2 separate regions of the Homo sapiens genome follow, and region 2 is linked to region 1. The links are chromatin contacts, found by Hi-C or POLR2A ChIA-PET in ENCODE. All regions are on one chromosome and are shown on one strand. The core of a region is the stretch at or near the end of the contact, and the rest is flanking DNA. Distances in the headings are between cores, read along the strand shown. Region 1 has its middle 19 kb from the start of LINC02205. Region 2 has its middle 140 kb from the start of TLE3.

The links. Hi-C counts contacts between places; a loop is a spot of excess contacts on that map. ChIA-PET counts read pairs that join two places held with the same protein, here RNA polymerase II (POLR2A). Pooled maps may share reads with other maps.
Region 2: a pooled map shows a loop between it and region 1 (3-fold over the local background). The contact joins two enhancer-like sites. A Hi-C loop is called at or near these places in 1 of 168 maps with a recorded cell type or tissue (PC-9), 1 of 37 single-sample maps with no recorded cell type and 6 of 50 pooled maps. POLR2A ChIA-PET finds 5 or more read pairs at or near these places in 1 of 52 experiments (A549).

The regions. Positions count from the first base shown.
Region 1 is chr15:70,485,255-70,487,954 of GRCh38, forward strand. No RefSeq gene overlaps it. Among named protein-coding and RNA genes, the nearest start is that of LINC02205, 19 kb to the right of the region's middle. RefSeq lists an enhancer at 1,483-1,542. Within about 2 kb of position 1,362, at least 8 of the 41 ENCODE cell types and tissues checked have a DNase peak (open chromatin) inside an H3K27ac peak, as active enhancers do.
Region 2 is chr15:70,235,286-70,237,985 of GRCh38, forward strand. No RefSeq gene overlaps it. Among named protein-coding and RNA genes, the nearest start is that of TLE3, 140 kb to the left of the region's middle. Within about 2 kb of position 1,251, at least 2 of the 41 ENCODE cell types and tissues checked have a DNase peak (open chromatin) inside an H3K27ac peak, as active enhancers do.

The sequences.
Region 1 (2,700 bases), core at 112-2,611:
TCAGACAAACCCACTGCCGTTCCAGTGTGGACTCCAGAGTGCTATCCCCACTGTGTTGACTCAAGATTTTGGGGTGTTTTGTTTCAGTGGCACCTCCATATGTCATATTGCCCATTTCTCTTCTGCTCAAGACAGTGAGGTTGAAACTCCAAGCCTCATTACAGAGCATTTGCTGGGCTATCTCTGAACCATTGCACAGCCTTGCCTCCTGTAGAGAAGAGGTACAACCCAAGTGTCCCACAATGGATAATTAGATAAAGATACCATGATATCTTTATCTATCTATCTATACACACACACACACATACACACACACACACACACACACACACACACAATGGAATTCCATTTAGCCATAAAAAAAAATGGAATCCTGTCATTTGAAGCAATGTGGATGAACCTGGAGGACATTAAGTTAAGTGAAATAAGTCAGGCCCAGAAAGATACATACCACACAATCTCATTCATATGCAGAATCTAAAAAGTTGATCTCGTAGAAGTAGAGAGTAGAATGGTGGTTACTAGAGACTGGAGAGGAGAGGGCGAGGAGGCATGGTGAGAGGTTGGTCAATAGGTACAAAGCTACAATCAGGTAGCAGGAATAAGTTCTGCTGTTCTATTACACAGGAGGGTGACTATGGTTACAATATTATATTGTATATTTTAGAGTAGCTAGAAGAGAGGATTGTGAATGTTCTCACCACTAAGAAATGATAATGTACGCGGTGATAGATGTACCAAATACCCTGACTTGATCATTACAGAATGTATACATGTATAAAAACATCACACTGTACCCCATGAATATGTACAATTATTGTGTCAATTTAAAAATTAAAAATAAATAAGTAAATAAAGGCATGGACAATTAACAAGAAGACACAGCCAACTCACTCCCACCTTGCCCAGCTGGAAAGTGTTGAAAGATCCTGAGATTCTGATGCCATGAGCTCAGCTGCACAGGAGGGCATGGGAGAGAGAGGCGGAAGCAAAGTGTCCGGCAACTTCCCTTTGGGCCTCATCTTCTCCACTGAAAAATGGGTAGATCTGCCTCTGGGAAGGGTCATACAACTCCAAGCAGCTGGAGTCTACCTCCCTGCAGATAGTTCCTACCCAGGGGCAGCTATGAGCCTGGCCTGTGAAGTGGAGAGAGGGAAGAAATTCTTCTTGAGGTTGGACATTCTCAGCCCATGGCCACCATGTGTCAGCTGAAGGGAAGCAAGCCAGGGAGTTCAAATAGAGAAACAGGAAGAAAGCAAACCAACCCATCTCCCTGGTTTCCCCCACGCCGCTGCAATGCACTAGAGGATGAACCAGCTCGTTCTCTTCACTTCTTTTTCTCTTGGTGGTAGCGGTAGGGCCAGAGGGTGAGTAAGCCAGAAGGTTCCCCAGTGTGGTCTCGGTTAAGGTTACTGGATACTTGCTTCAGTCCCATGGGTGATGAGTTCAGTGTCAACTCACACCTACCCCACCCCACCCCTGGAGGCCCTCTCCTGGGTTTTTCTTTCCTCTCCCAAGTTCAAGTCAAAACATGGTCAACCCCCCACACTTCCCTCACCCCTGGCCCGGCCCAACCAGCCCCTAACCAGAGCACAGGGCGCAGTCCATAACCACATCTTGCAACATGATTCACTGCGTCTGTGGAGGGACTGATGCAATTGTGGGTGAGGAGTCATTTCTACTGATGGGGAAACCACAGCAACCTGGCCAGGGGTGGGAGGGCAATCCATGGGGACCTACCCTGAGACAGGCCGCGATCAAGAACCCTCAGCGTCCCCAGAGCAACCCAGCCACACCATGACTGAGGCCAGAGAGCAGAGGCCCAGGACATGCTGTCCTCCTGCGGAGAGGCAGTAGGCTGGGGGCCGGGAGGAAGGCAGGGGTCTTGGCAAGAGAGGGACTGTTCAAAGACAGCAACTCTTCCAGGAACCCCCAGAGTGATCCATCTTTCTCTGTGAGCAACATGGACGTGTGAGGTTCTTGGAGGAGGCCAGGAAACCACAAGCAGGAAAATCGCTTTCTCTGGGTGCTGGGTCCGTGCCTGGACCAAAGATTGAAGCCACATTGCTGCTCACTGCACTACATGGGAAGCACACACACATGCCTGGAGAGCATGTACTCCCACCGCCAGAGCAGGTGCCCAGGAGACACACAGAACTGAATCTGAAATTGCAGGGGCCCAGCAGCCTACATGCTGTGGCCTGGATCAGCTGGGCACACCTGCCTTGGGTGCCTGATCTACTGTTCATTTCCAATGCCCAGCTCAGCCACCTGCCCAGTGGACCCTGCGCTTATCCCTCTGGCTATGTGAGCTCAAGCCAGCAATTTCCCCTCTCTGGACTGCCCTCTCTCTCTTCCGAACCCTAGTGCTCACTTCTGCAACTTAGCAAGGGATTATATGATGCCCCGTGACAACACTTGCTCTTTCCCTGTGTTTCTATCTTATTTCTCCATTTTCATCATAAGCTATTCTAGACAGGGCTGGGCTAGCCTCGAGAAGTTATCCCTGCCCCACCTCTACTCACTGATCTTGACGCATCTCTGCAGAGGAGGTATTTTTACCCTATTCCACTGAAGAAGAAACTTAGGCCCAGGAGGTAATAGAGCCAACAAGGACACTAGTAAGGGGCAGACTTGGAGCTAAGACTCAAATGCGCTTCAAAACCCCTGCCCAGCATTCTCTCCAAACCCCAGCCACCT
Region 2 (2,700 bases), core at 1-2,500, 250 kb before region 1:
AAAATGAAGCCAAAAGATTGGAAGCAATTTTTGCCCAAAGTTACTCAGAAACCTCCAGCCTCTTGGTGCCCACGTCTTGATCTCCCCAGGCCCTGTTACTCCTCAGCCTGCAGACAGCCAGGGCTGCAGTGCTGGAGGAAGAGCAACTGAGAATTCGGAAGAGGCAAAGATGGCATAAATAATTCAGTGATTGCCAACCACGGGCCATTAAATTTTCCATGATCTGTTTTATTGTATCCTCTATGCAGCGTTAGTCACTCCAGTTCAGATGCAAACCAGGCAGTTTACTCTGGCTACAGGAGCTGGCCACTGCTCCATCTCGGGACCCATGACCATAAAAGCACTGGCTTTGGGCCTGGCTGGGCCTCCTTCCTAAAAGGTGGCCAAATAGAGGTTCACATCACAGCAGGTGTGAGTGTCAAGCCTCCCTGTTTCTGTTCCTATTCATCACTAAGCCACTGATAGAATGGTGATGATCACCACTCAAGCACAGGATATAGTTGCAAACACATCAACTTTAAACTTTGCTGCTGTCTCTACAATCAGCAAAAATATAGTGTGTTGGGCAGGGATGAGGGGTTTCAGGGATTATGTTCCACATAAACATTAACAGTTACCATCATTTTGACACCCTATTTTGCCTTTTTTTAAAAAATATTTCATCATATACTGGGAGCCTCAAAATCTGACAATGGCCCAGATCTCACATAACTCCTGGGAAACTAAGGATCTTGAGCTCCAGGGTCAGGCTATTTAGAATCCTAAAGGTGATGAGGGCATCTTTGCAGATAAAGAAATGGAGGCTTGGAGAAGGAGCTGGCCATGCTCAAAGACACAGCCAGCTAGTGGCAGGGAGGCCCCAGGACCAGGTCTCAGGAATCCCAGTCCAGAGGCCTCCCCAGGGCCCCGGTCTTGGGAGGGAGAATTTCCCCCAGCTCTGGGCCATCATCTGAGCTACTCAGGGTCACTGTGGTTTGTCAGGTTTGCAATTAGAATTGGACACTTTCTTCACTGCTCTGAGGGCCACATAGCTTCCTGAAATCACACTTCCCCAAGTGTGCCCCCCAACACCCCGGCATCACATCAGAGTGCAAAAGGGAAGAACTGGGTGCTGCAGGCCAGGTTCACCCCAACGTCTGTGGCTCAGGAGGCTTGGCCACTGAGCGTGACCACATCTCCCCCATTCTACATGCTGACTTGATACCTGGGTTAGGAGAGTGTCTGAGGCCAGACAAAGGCAAGAAGAGTCGTTGAATCACTTAAGAATACAGGATGTGTAGTCAGATGGCCTGGCTCCAAATTCCAGACTTATTGCCTATCAGTCATGTGCATAAAAGAAATCTCATCCCCTCCTCAATCCTCAATTTTCTCACACATGAAGTGGGGAGGCCAAATCTGCATCCAAGGGGTTTTTATGAAGTTCTGAGGTAATGATAGTTGTGACTTGCCAAAGTCCTTTTGACACCTCTAGCAGTTAACCATTGCTACATAACAAAACACCTTAAAACTTGGCAGCTTAAAATGACAACTATTACTGCTCAAGACTCCATTGTGGTTCCTGAGGACTCATCTCATCCTGTGATTCATTGATCTAGGATGAGCCTCCTCACATGTGTGAGGCCTGCTGATTATAAACTGGCTTGGGATGTGAAGCCTCAGCTCTCTCACCCTCCAGCAGGCTAACTCAGACTTGTTCACTCAGCAGCTGCAGGGTTCTGCAAGAGAACATGAATGTACACAGGCTTTTTAAGGGTTGAACTTGGAAGCGGCACACTGCCACTTCTGCCACATCCTGTTGGCCAAAGCGACTCTACTTTCTTGATGGAAGGAGATGCAATGTCTCATTGCAAAGGACATGTTTACAGGGAGGACTGAAGGATTGTGGTCATTTTTGCAAAGACAGTGCTGAGTATGCCTTTCAAGATAGGAAAAATAGCTTGTCCAAAGCCACACAGTTGGTGGATGGTAGAGTTGCCATGAGAAAGCAGGACTTTTAATGTCAAGTACCATATGTTAAAACCAGCCTCAACGCCATTTCTACTATTGAATTTACTCTGGGGAAAATCTAGTAGATAGTGATTTGGGGTGTTCACATTTGTGTTCCTCTTTATTCATTTTATAATCTCAGAAGGTAAAGGAGAGCCAAGGATTTGATTTCCTGGCTCTCCCTTCTGGAAGGAACCCCTGAGGAAGAAGGAACAGGTCTTGGGGTGAGACTGAGATTCAGATTCCATAGCTTGAAGAACTTCACTTATGCAACTTTATCTTTTCCTTTTAGGGTGGTGGCACTGGTGGCAGTGGTTGGGGATGGGTTATACCTTATGCATCATAATCAAAGAAGAGGTTAGTGTGTGTATGTGATTGTGTGTGTGCATGCATACATGTGCTGAGTAGAGGAGAAAAGGATGAACACAGGATCCCCAGTCCTGCTGCTTCAGGTTGGAAATCCATCATCTGTTGTGATAGTTTCCTACTTGAGTTGCTTGTTATGAGTCTGCATTCCAAGTATGCTCCTGCCCACATGGCCAAAGTGCAAAACCAATCATATCACTCTCTGTTTAAAACCTCTTATTGTTCCTCAGTACCCTGGGGCTAAATCTACTGTTTTAACTCAGCAATCAAGGCCTATACTCTGAGTTCTAGTTCCTCATGGAGCCTATATCCCGGCTTCAGGATCCACCACTGTGTCCCCAGAATCTT